Regions from separate parts of the Homo sapiens genome. Here region 2 is linked to region 1. Evidence: chromatin contacts called from ENCODE Hi-C or POLR2A ChIA-PET data. All regions are on one chromosome and are shown on one strand. The core of a region is the stretch at or near the end of the contact, and the rest is flanking DNA. Distances in the headings are between cores, read along the strand shown. Region 1 has its middle 50 kb from the start of UGP2. Region 2 has its middle 110 kb from the start of UGP2.

Evidence for each region. Hi-C counts contacts between places; a loop is a spot of excess contacts on that map. ChIA-PET counts read pairs that join two places held with the same protein, here RNA polymerase II (POLR2A). Pooled maps may share reads with other maps.
Region 2: a map of endothelial cell of umbilical vein shows a loop between it and region 1 (3-fold over the local background). The contact joins two enhancer-like sites. A Hi-C loop is called at or near these places in 3 of 168 maps with a recorded cell type or tissue (endothelial cell of umbilical vein, mammary epithelial cell and psoas muscle) and 2 of 50 pooled maps. POLR2A ChIA-PET finds 5 or more read pairs at or near these places in 1 of 52 experiments (MCF 10A).

What each region holds. Positions count from the first base shown.
Region 1 is chr2:63,788,488-63,794,864 of GRCh38, reverse strand. It overlaps a transcript of WDPCP not described here. Among named protein-coding and RNA genes, the nearest start is that of UGP2, 50 kb to the left of the region's middle. Within about 2 kb of position 3,769, at least 4 of the 41 ENCODE cell types and tissues checked have a DNase peak (open chromatin) inside an H3K27ac peak, as active enhancers do.
Region 2 is chr2:63,731,999-63,738,375 of GRCh38, reverse strand. It overlaps a transcript of WDPCP not described here. Among named protein-coding and RNA genes, the nearest start is that of UGP2, 110 kb to the left of the region's middle. Within about 2 kb of position 2,940, at least 4 of the 41 ENCODE cell types and tissues checked have a DNase peak (open chromatin) inside an H3K27ac peak, as active enhancers do.

The DNA of each region.
Region 1 (6,377 bases), core at 2,520-5,019:
ACTAGATAGAAGAGTGCTGGTGACTAGAGCTAAGAAAGCCAAATGGTGCACCTGATTGGAAGCAAAGATGGTAGTCAAAAGTGGTAGGAAATTGCATCACTTAGAATGCTTTCAGCTGCAAGTAACCGAAAACCCAACTCAAAGTGGTGGCTTAAACAGTAAGGAAATGTAGTGGTGCACACAACTGGAAGTCTAGAGGTAGAATAGGCCTTGGGCTTGGCTGAAATGCAGTTCAACAAGGTCATCAAGAACCCAAGATAATATCAGGCTTATCCTAAGGTGGTTTCCTAGTGGTCATAGGATGATAGTAACAAATACAGCTACGTGCTTTGTTCATGCCAGCAGGGGAAAAATGCCATCCCTTTTTAAGAGTGAGGAAACTTTTTCTTTAGCAGTCTTTTTGACATGGCTCATTGGCCTAGATACTGTTACATATCTGTTCCTAAGTCAGTCAGCCTTTTTCTAAGGGAATGCCATGTGCTACTTGGTTTAAGCATGGGTTCCTAAACCAGTTACAGGCAAAGAGGATTTTCTTGATTGAATCAGACTTATCTGAGGCTGTCTCCATTGCTGGGGTCAATTCCTTAAAACATATGGCTACTGTACATTGTGGGAGGGGTGGAATAGATGTTGAAGAGATGACCTCAGTGTCTACTACACAAGTAGAAGCCAACCTTAAGGAATAAAGGAGAAATGGCAAAGTACAAACATGAAAGAGAGCAATTCAGAATGGGGCTTTGGCTGGAATATGTCTTTTTTTGCATGACATGGCCGGGTTGACCACATGAAAAATAGAGGTTTCAACAACCAGTATCTAACATCTTTCACCTAATATTTTATCTGTATATATGATTCAATAGTTGTCTTTAATTATAATTCAGTTTCCTTAAGTTCTTTTATAATCACTTCTTAAAAATTAAATTTCCTGCCTGCATTCTAAAAATGGCAATATGATACACACACACACACACACACACACACACACACACACACAATGTAAGTACTAAGTATTTTACAAAATTGAGATTTCTTAAATTTCTTGATATAAATTGTCAATAATATTTATAGAGAGTTCAGTGTAGACATAGGTTTACCCTGGTCCCGGAAAGAATAAACATTTCACATTAATTTCCATTCATAGTCATTTTCAGTCAGACCTGTGACTATCGGGGATGCATGTATAGCTATTAAGATCATAGATTTGGGAGCACATGTAGGGATCCTGATATTTCATTTTATTATTTTATTAAAATAATAAAAGAGTCTTGCTCTGTCACCCGGGCTTAGGTGCAATGGCACAATCATAGCTCACTATAATCTTGAACTCCTAGGCTCAAGCAGTCTTCCCACCTGGGCCTCCCAGAGTGTTGGGATTACGGGTATGGGCCACTACACCTGGCTAATTAAAAAACTGTTTTTAATAGAGATGGGATCTTGCTATTTTGCTCACGTTGGTCTTGAACTCCTGACCTCAAGCAGCTCTCCCACCTCAGCTTCCCAAAGGGTTGTGACTACAGGTGTGAGCCACCATGCCCAGCCTCATTTCAATCATTTTGGAAAATGTATAGTTTTATTCTTAAAAAGAATCAAGAAGCTCAGCCTGTGGTCCCAGCTACACAGGAGGCTGAGGCAAGAGGATCACTTGAGCCCAGGAGTTTGTGGCAATAGTGTGCTATAAATGTGCCTGCAAATAGACACTGTACTCTGGTGTGGGCAATTTAATGAGACCCTGTCTCTAAAAAAAAAAATCAAGAAGCTCAAACTGAAAGACTTTTTATTCTAAAAATGTTTTATTTTCATTATCCTATTGTCTTTGAAATTATTCTGTGATGACATTTACATTTCAAAATTAAGAAGAGGAGAGCATACCTCTTGAGTAGCACAGGAAGGAGGAATTGTCAAACACTTTTAGGCTTCTACCATGGTAGTTCTGCCTTTTTTTTTTTACACTGTTATTTGAATCTATGATGTTATTCATGAGGCCTTTGGAGTGATTTTTTTTTCTAAAACACAAATCTGATCATTTTGTTCCTCTGCTTAAAACCCATCATCTGCTACTCATAGCCCTCAGGTCTGATCCTACATTCCTTTGCCCAGCCACAAGGGCCATGATGAGAAACCCCTACTTAATTTCCACTTCCTGCTCTGACTCACCTCCCTGTCCTCTGTCTGTATTCCAGCCATGTTGATAGACTACTTGCAATTTCTCAAATGCGTCAAGCTCTTTCATGCTCTGCCAGGAGCACCTTTTATCCCTCTTTTCTCCTAATCAGCTCTTTTCTTTAGGATACTCTTCCAGGATTGTCTCTCCTGGTTTAGATGCCCCTCATATGTATAGCCGTATCACTCAGGGCTGACATGTTGATATGGTTTGGCTGTGTCCCCACCCAAATCTCATCCCAAATTGTAATCCCCATAATCCCATGTGTCGAGGGAGCGACCTGGTGGGAGGTGATTGGATCATGGGGGCAGTTTCCCCCATGCTGTTCTCATGATAGTGAGTGAGTTCTCATGAGATCTGATGGTTTTATACGTGTTTGACAGTTCCTCCTTCACATGCCCTCTCTCGCCTGCTGCCATGTAAAACATGACTGCTTTCTTTTCTGCCATGATTGTAAGTTTCCTGAGGCCTCCCCAGCCATGTGGAACTGTGACTCAATTAAATTTCTTTTCTTTATATATTACCCAGTCTTGGGTAGTTCTTTATAACAGTGTGTAAATGGACTAATACACATGTCATTGCACTATTCACAGCACACTGTTTTGAAGATGTCTATTTACTGATTCTTTTTCATGTCATCACCTTTGTACCTCCAGAGCTCAATACAATAATTGGCAGCAAATAGGCAACTAAACATTTGTTGGATGAATTAATATAGTTTTTTTCCCTTACATTTGCTAATAACTAAATAGCAATGATTTAAGCAGCGTTTACATGCAGGCACCGTAGTAAATGCTTTATATTATTTATCTCATTTAATTTCATAGTTATTATGTGAATAGGAATCATTATCCTCATTTTTGCAGATGAGATAATAGGTCTAGAAACATTCAGTAATTTATCTAAAATTAAGTGACAGAGCTAGGATCAACCCTACGTCTGTTAGGTTCCAAATCTTTGCTTTTATCCTCCATGCAACACATTATGGAGATCCTCCCTGATACCCTAGGTGAAGAAAGAGACTGGAGACTCTGGTCTGATGGCCTTCAGGATCACTATTCAGTCAGCTCCATTCAGTGTCCAAGGGTGTAATGGTGCTAATCTCAGTGTTATTCTAGGCAAATATTCAAGCAGTAAGCAGTGCTCTAAGATAAGCAAGCACCATTTCCATGGCTTTAGGGTTATCATTTACCTTCCAAGAAGAATGCTAGGTGGAGGCTATGGGTATAAAAAGCAGGATTCAGTCTTTTAGGAGACAAGATCCAGAGCTAACAATGCATCAGATGCCCAGCTAGGAAGACTAGGTCTTGGTATAAGTCTCCATCCCATAAAGAATTGGAATACTAAGTAAGGAACGGAGATTGGAGCAGTGATAGAAACTGAGCCAACATGGCAGCGTTAGGGACTAATATGTGGTCATCCTGAGCTTGTCAGACACCAAGTCTATGCCAACAAGGCAAATTCTAAATTCCACTTACAATATATTGAATCCTTTAAAGTATTCCCCACCCTAGACCCAGGAATTGAGCAATTATATGTGGGGCTAAATGATAGACCCCAGTGACGTCCAGAATTGGAAACAGCCTATCTCCCTGGTGAGTCAGGCAGTGAGTCAAGAGAAAAAATGTGCTGAGCAGCTTCCTAGGTGAGGAATTCATGTCAAACAGTTGCTAAATCAGTATTAGAAAGAGAAAGCAGCTTTCTTTATCCTAACTTAATTCTTCCTGAATTTTTAAAAAAGAGTCCTTAATTATGTTCTCTATTGACAGTTACTTTCTTGCCTTATTATATGTAAAGGAAAACTAAACAATGTGTGTTTTAAAAATCTGATTATTTCTTTCTCCCACTAAAAATATTTCCCCTTACTAAGAGGTCTTCTCTTTCTTAGAAGTAGCATAGAAGAGTCCAGTTATTTTCCTTATGTCATTAAGTTTTATTTACATGTTCTCTTTTGATGTTTTATTTCAAAAGTCCTGTACAGAAATAGGACTTTCCTTTATTTCATCATCAGTTAGTTCTCGCTTGGCTCCAAGTTTCTGCAGTTCCCTTCTTCCCTCATCAAAGGCTTCATGGTCCTAACCATGAGCTGAACTTATCCTACTGTCTATTATACGACTTGAACAGAAGAGGTTTAAGGGGCTGTAGCCCAATACTATGGGATTCAGCATCAAGTCACCCATGTTGCCAGGCCAACTCTGACTACCTGCTCAAGTTCTGATTACAAGTCTCTGTCTCATCCTCCAAGATCCACTTGTGCACCTGCTTGTGCTTCAGTTTAGTTAACGGAGTTTCTGCCTTGCTTCCCTGTGGCTGGTACTGACTCTGTTATTGGTTTGGTTTCTTCTTAGTTTCATATTTTCTCCCATTTGGGGCACCCCACTCTGAGTATCAGAATCCATAGCATCAACTGTGTGAATTTATCGATTGTTATACTCCTTAGGTATCATGATGCACTATAATTTCGCCCAGCACCTTGAGTGAGGACTGGCTACCCCATCTCTCCCATCAGGCTCTGGGTGATCCCACCTGGTCTGATGGGTGGCTCTAGATCTAGGTGCTGGTGCTTCAGAAGCAGCTCCATTATGAAGCAGTTAACCCAGCCCCATATCTAGATTTGACTTTATCTTTAGTTAAGGGAGTTTCCTAAACTTCTAGCACTTGATGAAGCAATCTAGAAATTTTGAGGTTAAACATTATTTTAGGGTGGAAATAGTACAAACATAAATAGAATAACAATATCACAATTCACAATTCACATGCTAATTCAAGTAAAGTATTTTAACTTGGAACTCTATGTGGAAGACTTCAGTCACTTCCAAATACTGATATCTTGGGACTTGATGTAATCCTATTCACATATGTTTCGCATTATACAGTGTAAAGGGAAGGGTGAGTAACCATATTCTTCAAATGAGAAACATAACTCAAAAGAATAAATTTCCAAGCACATGAAAACTAATTTGCATACTCTTTGGAGACAGAAAGAGTTTCTTTTCATTAATTTCAGTACCTTTCAAAAATGAAAGCATAAGGAAAAATATTGTTTCTTGACTGTAAAACAACGTGACAGTCTTCGGCCTCATTTTCTCTGCCTTTGCTATCTCGGCTTCCCACTAGCTGAGTTTAGGATCTCTGCTGGCAGGTGTAGTACTACCACTCTGCCGAAACTGGTCCAGTCTGGAGGCTGGATATGCTAAAGAACTCTCAGCATAGGCTGACTCTACTTTCACTAAGCTGAGTATGAAGTCACTACCCTTGGGTTGATAGAAACAGAGTGTTCCTTTCAACAAATACCTAATTTGCCAGGTTCTGAGCCAGGCACTGGGCAAAGGCAGACCCAGGTTTTGTGTGGCCTGAAGATTATTAATTTGGGGGCCCTTGCTAAGAAAAAAAATACTTAATTGCAGACCAAAATTGGTATGAAAATGAATAAGAGAAAAAAAATTGTGACAAATTTAAGTTTTCAAAAACTGACAAATACCACTAAAAATTACAAAATCCAGAAAAATGATATAATGTTTTTATTGACTTATCTGGCACATCTCTGTTATATTTTTCTATATTTTTGTCTGCATATTCTTTAACCATCTTTTCATATAACAATAATTATGTGAATTTTTTATAGAAATAAAAATAGTTGTGAGAATGACAATGTTAAGCCAGGCACAGTGGTGTTTACCTGTAGTTCCAGCTACTCAGGAGGCTGAGGTGGGAGGATTGCTTGAGCCCAGGAATTCAGGACCAACCTGGGCAGCATAGTGAGGATCTATGTTTAGTGTTTAGGGTCTGAATGCTCAGAATTATAGGCATACTCTATAGATAGATATGTGTGATACTGAAGTCTGACAATGCCAGGAGCAGAAGGTGATATCAGTGGATAGGTAAAGAAAGAAAAGGGATTTGAAAATGTGAGGTCAACCAAGGCAGATAGAATTTATGTGCACCTAATCATAGCTTTTGAAAACCATTTGCAGAATTGGTGCAAAAAAATTAAGGCAATATTTTTTCTTTGATTTATTTCTTTTTTTAAATCAGTAGCACAAGGAACTTTGGCAGTTTGTTTCTCTTGGTAAAAATAAAAATGTCCTTTAGATAATATTCATGTTGATTATAATGAATGATACAAGTAAGTAAAATAGAACTAAGTATGTATTTAGCATTAGAAAAAGAATAAGTCCTTAAAAGAGTTCTGAGAGAAGTCCTAAAGATGTGCTCC
Region 2 (6,377 bases), core at 1,691-4,190, 56 kb after region 1:
AAAAATAAGAACCTGAGTATTTGCTGAACATTCTGTTGTGAGGCCATAGATAAACCACGTATTACAAGTGAAATAAAGTGGATAATATTATACAATCATCTCCATGAGTCATGCTGTAAAAGGGATTTCACCTGAAATATTGAGACTCACAGAATTTTCAGACTCACAGGCCAAGCAGTTAGTAATAGAAATGAATAAAACGGGTCAGATGAAATGCAATGGGGACTGGTGAGGGGTGTGGGAAAACTACAGAGCACCTAAGCACTGGTTGTCAGAATATGTCTCCAGACCAGCTACATTAGGAACTAGGTAGACATTCAAGTTATCTGGCCCCCAACCCAGAGCCATGGAATTAGAAATGCTGGGGGTGGGGCCCAGCAATCTAAGTTTTAACAAGCCCTGGAGTTGTAACAAGCTTGATTCTGATGCACATTCAAGTATGAGAACCACTGATCTAGATGTATACTAACTCAAACAAAATTTTTTAAAATCATGTGTGCTTAAAAAAAAATCATCTGGCCAGATTCAGCCTACAGGCTGCCAATTTGTAACTCCCAATGAGATTCAAATGAAAAACAAAAACTTGAATTATTTGTATAATTATGTCAGTTCTGTATTTCCTTTTTTAAGATGAAGAAAGATAGTATGTGGTAAAGGTTGAGCCTAAGTTTTATCTTCCCCAGTATTCAGGCATATCTGGACATGCCTGGTATCTAGTGGGATGGGCCTTCTGGAATTCTACTTATAAGACAACTCAAGTAGCCTCCAGGAAAGAACTCATCCCAGTGGAAGGAAGAACCAAAGTACAGAGGTTGTATTAAGACAGCAGATGAGGTTGAACATGTCTGAGTACACATGATGTCTGCCACTCAGGTTGCTTCTAGCCCAGCAAGGAGGACTAATTCATTCTTTCAACAAATAGCTATTGAACATCTACCTCATCTGTCTCTGAGTTCTGTGACCCCAAAGTGTCTGTAATATAAGACCTAGTAGAAACTAAAGGAGTTGGTGTTTGCTAATCTTCTTAGGACATGGAGAGTGCAGCTTGTTTGTGTCATGAATATTGGTGCCAGCAGCAGCAGCCTTGGCTCCAGGACTATCAATATCTTTGATGCCCTTGAAGTTGAGCTTTGAGCCTTGGAGGCCTGCTTGCACACATCAGCAACTGCAACAGTGGTGGTAGTGCTTTTGGTGGGCAGTGGGACATGGCTTGAAGGATTGCCAGCAGCTGCTTATATCAGGCATGGAGAATTGTGAACCACATGGCAGCCAAGAGAACTGTTTTGGGAGTACACATGAGACATCCCTGTACATTTTTGGAGGATGAGAGCCCTCCAGGAGAGGTAGAGAAATGGTAGTTTATAGCTTGTTTTTGTGCTGTCGTTTGAGTCTATAAGGTAATATATGGTTTTTTTTTTCTTTGTCTTTGGCAGCATTTAAAGAAATTACATGCTGCATCTTGTAATAAGATTGACATAATATGCCTGCAGTGAACATGGTGGACTCAAAATCAAATCTCAAACATTTGGTTTTGTTTTTTAAAAATAAAAAGCAGCAAAATTATTATAGGTTTTGGGATATGAGGTTTAAAAAATCACAGCATTCATTCCTAATTTTTTTTTCTCTTTCAAAACATCCCTACAAAATCAAACAACATTGCTGATGAGCTGTTCTTTGGCACCAGCAAGCAGCTTATTCCAGAGGAAAAATAACTTTGGAGATAGCCACTCCTTTCCTGCCAGAATTTTGAGAGACTGATGCCCTTTTCCTTCATTTCTGCAATGCCTATAGGCTGCAGATTTTCAGTTACTTCCTGAAATCCTAAATTGAATTCTATTAAAAACATATTTGGTGTTCTCAATAAAAAAAAGTTTGGTATTATATTTTGGAGACCACAAGTTCTCTGTAAGACCTAAGGAATTCCCCTAAGTAATCAGAGTTTTCCACAGAGTTAAGTGGTTGCTACATTGCATTTAAGCCAGTGTTTTATGATACCTGATAAGTAAGGCATGTGGTACATCAGTATTTCATCCAGACAGCAATACCTTGCAGGTTTCCAATTTTCTGATGGAGTCATATTTTTTGTTTGCTATTTATTTGAAACCAATTTTTTAAGCCCATGTGAACTAAAAGAGTCACTTTATTTTGATACTTCAGTTCTAGCCAACATAGAATATCCACAGCAGAATATGCATTAATGAGATGAGGGTCAGAGATCAGGAGATTTGCATTCTAACCAGCAATGTTTTCCTGGAGAAGTCATTTCCTCTATGGTGTTCAGTTTCACTGTCAGTAAAATTGGAGGTGGGGAAACTGGCCTAGACTTCAGTGTCTAGAATTCTGCAATCCTTAACCTCTGGATTATGAGAACTCTCCCTGGAGAATCTTAATGATGGATTAAGTATTTCAAAAAGAAAAATTTAACTGGAAAGGACTCTCGAAAACCATTGGTATTATAAGTTTCTTTTTTAACAGAGAGCTAGGGTTATTTTCTGTGTATCTTTGGGTACAGGTGCCTGATATTGTCACCAGTCAGTCAAAGCTTGTTTCTATATTAACTTAATAGAATTTAGCTTTCTGGAACACAATTAACAACAAGAATATGAAACATTTATTCGATTCTGATTTCATAATATTTCTTTCTTCCATGCCTCTAGTCTGACGGTGTCTCTCTCTTTTGGACCATGGTAATAGACTCCTAACTGGTTTTCCCACTTTGGGCCCCTTCCTCCGACCCTTTTTACATGATTTTATACTTGGATTACAAGTTAATCTTTCCCACATACAGCTCTTCCCTATTACTTCCCTGCTCAAAAACCTTAATAGCTCTCTGTTGGCTACAATATAAAATATGAACTCTTTCTCATGGCATCCAAGACCTTGCACTGTCTGACTCAACCCTGTTTCCCATCCTGTGGCGCATTGCTCCTTGTCCCACAGTCTTCTGAGCTTCCTGTTCTTCCTTCACATGCCCAGAAATGCTCTGATTTTGTCCCTTTGTCCCACCGGTTCTTGCTCCCTCTTTCTACCTGTTCAGATTCTACCTCTCCTTACAGTTTAAGGCCACGGTTCTGATATCACCTTCTCTGCCTGCCCAGCTTTTCTTGGTCTCTCTTAACTGCAAGGGACCTATAATTTTTCTGAACTCCTGTAACAATTTATCTGCATCTCTATCATAGGAGCTATCACTTCCACTCTATATTATAGATATTTGTATTCATATCTTACTTTCCTCACTAGATACTCATTTTCATGAGGTCAGAAGCAATATTGTTCTGTATTTGTAGCCCTCAAGATACCTGGCACATAGTAAGTAATTCTTCTATAAATGTTTGCTTAATGAATAAATGATATCAGAGTTACCATGGAAATCTGAACTTACCCAAACTCCTTCAACTAAATTAGAACCACTCACAGGGCATATTTTTTAAGTGGGAAATTTCTTCATCTGTCTATCATCTATCTATCTGTCTGTCTGTCTGTCTGTCTGTCTGTCTGTCTGTCTATCTATCTATCTCCATCTATCTATCCTTCTGCAACTTAAAATTTCTCAGCCTATGTTTGGTTTCAGTGAGGAAAACTAAGAAAAAAAATAAAAAGGTGCAATAACTTAAACTGCAGGTTTAGCAAGTAATTTTTATCCAGCTCCTTTCTTTCATGCATTTTGCCATGGTCAGCTTTCAACAATGGTTTAGGTTCACATTTGTTTGCATACTGTGATGTTCAAATGTTTGTTAAAGCTGATGCAACTCTGAGAAAGATCAACACTAACTCTGTAGATGGAACATACAAGTTTTAATCCAGTGAAGTGAAGATTTACTCGAGGTATTGTTTCATGTGGGGCACTGAGAAAAGTCATGGCCTTTTAATTAATTAATTTATTTTTTTGGCAAAGAGCAGCCATTCGATGGAAAATGTGTACCTAAATAGGGAAAGTTAGATGTAGATAACTGGTCACAAGATCTCATTATATAGACATTATATGCATATATATGTATATATAATAAAGTGGTTATATATGTAAATACATACATAAAGCCACTTTATTCATTTCTAGGCCTTTTGTGATGTTTGCCAATTTTTATACAAATTCTTTATCTTAAAATTAATCTTAAGAACCTTATATCACATACTTGGAATTTGTCTAGTTGAATGTAAGAATAATTTCCAAATATCTGCACACTAGAAAAAAATTAAAGGAAATTTAAAAAAACTGAAAATGTTCATCAACTGGTGAATGGATAACAAAATGTAGTTTATCTAACAATGGAATATTGTTTTGCCATAAAATGGACTGAGTACTCATACCTACTACAACATGGATGGACATTAAAAACACTAAGTGAAAGAAACCAAACACAAAAGGTTACATATGGTGTGATTCTATTCATGTGATATTTCTAGAATAAGCACATTCATAGAGACAAAGTAGATTCTTGGTTGCCAGACGCTGGGAAGAGGGGGAAATGAGGGGCTACTTATGGGTTTAGAGGTTTTTTTTATGGTGATGAAAATGTTTAGAATGAGATAGTGGTGATGGTTGCACAATTTTGTGAATATACTAAGAGCCACTGAATTGTACACTTTCAAGGGGTGAATATTATGGTAGGTGAATTATATCCCAATTTAAAAAAAATACAAATTGAAGATTCTGCACAAGAAGAAGATTTTCCAGAGGTTTTCTTCCAGCCAGCACTGACAAGTACAGAGAAGACAGTCGTTGGCAATCCCAGTCTTCAACACACTTGCCCTTGCTAGTCACTGTGTTTTATGGTAACCGAGCAGGACCAGCTAAATGCTTCTGCCCTCTTTGCCTGGACTGTGTGAAAGCCCATCACTGCTATGCTCCAGTGAGATAAAATCATTTATTTGGCGGCCGGGCGCGGTGGCTCACGCCTGTAATCCCAGCACTTTGGGAGGCCGAGGCGGGTGGATCATGAGGTCAGGAGATCGAGACCATCCTGGCTAACAAGGTGAAACCCCGTCTCTACTAAAAAAAATACAAAAAATTAGCCGGGCGCGGTGGCGGGCACCTGTAGTCCCAGCTACTCGGGAGGCTGAGGCAGGAGAATGGCGTGAACCCGGGAAGCGGAGCTTGCAGTGAGCCGAGATTGCGCCACTGCAGTCCGCAGTCCGGCCTGGGCGACAGAGCGAGACTCCGTCTTAAAAAAAAAAAAAAAAAAAAAAAAAAATCATTTATTTGTATATTAGCTTGTAATTTTTAAAGCACTTTCACTCCCACTAACTCATATGGTTCTCAAATGTTTTCTTTCCAAACATACTTATATTTTATACCCATTTATAGTTGTTCATCAAAACAGAAAAGTTTTATTTCTTATAAATGTAATGGGTTTCTCTTTGCTGTCTTTGCTGACACTTTTGTTTCACTCTCCTCTTTCTTCTAATACATTTTGCCCAGTTCTCCAGTACTGTGCATGTATGTCCAATTCTCCTGACTTTTTACATATCTGTAGTTCTTCATGTTTCTGCCTCCTGAGTCTTTATTTTCAAGTTTCAATGATTTACTCTTCATCATTCACCCTTCCCCTGAATAAGCTCAATAAGCTTTTTCTTCAAAACTGTAATTCAATTCTTTCTTTCCCTTAATCTTGGTTGAGTGACTCCAAAAATAATGTCATATCCCATGCAATGGTATTTGCTGCCCCTATCGAATATTTTTATTGTAGAACCATCATTTCTTAAATAAATAAAACATTTTGTAAGATATTTCTGTTTTATATTTACTATAAACTGGTTATACTTATTCCTTTATTTCTTGTAGACTCCTATATGTTATTTTTATATAGTACTCAGGTTTATTATTTATTCTCTAATAAGTATATATCTCCTTTAAGAGTACTTTGATAATTTCTTATTATAGTTTTTAGGTCCTCAATATTTACATTCCATTGATGATCTTCTGCATTTTATCTTATGGAAAGATACCCCTCTTCTATATTTACAAATCACCTTTTTTTGTAGCATGATTTGCCATTTCATCTTGGCCAGGGTGGAATTTGAAGCTTAGTCTCCAGCAGTTGCATTTTCTTCCATCTTGGGGCATAAGCCTAGTCTTTATAGCATCAATGCTATGGTACTCTTCTTTATGTCCCATTTTAATTTTGTTGGCATCCATAACAGCTCATGTTGCTCATTCTTTATATGTCTTAAATGCACAAATGATGCCTTGAAAGCTATGATTGCATAGCACCCTCTTTTCATTTCCCCCCATCTGTGTCTTGGATTTGGCTTCTACTTTATTGTAAGAGTGTCTACACACCATAAAACCATAAAGACCAATAGTCACATGGAGCCTTAACTATCTCCCCTCTTTCCTCATTTATTCCTAGGGAGTGGGGATTCACTTCATGTGCCCA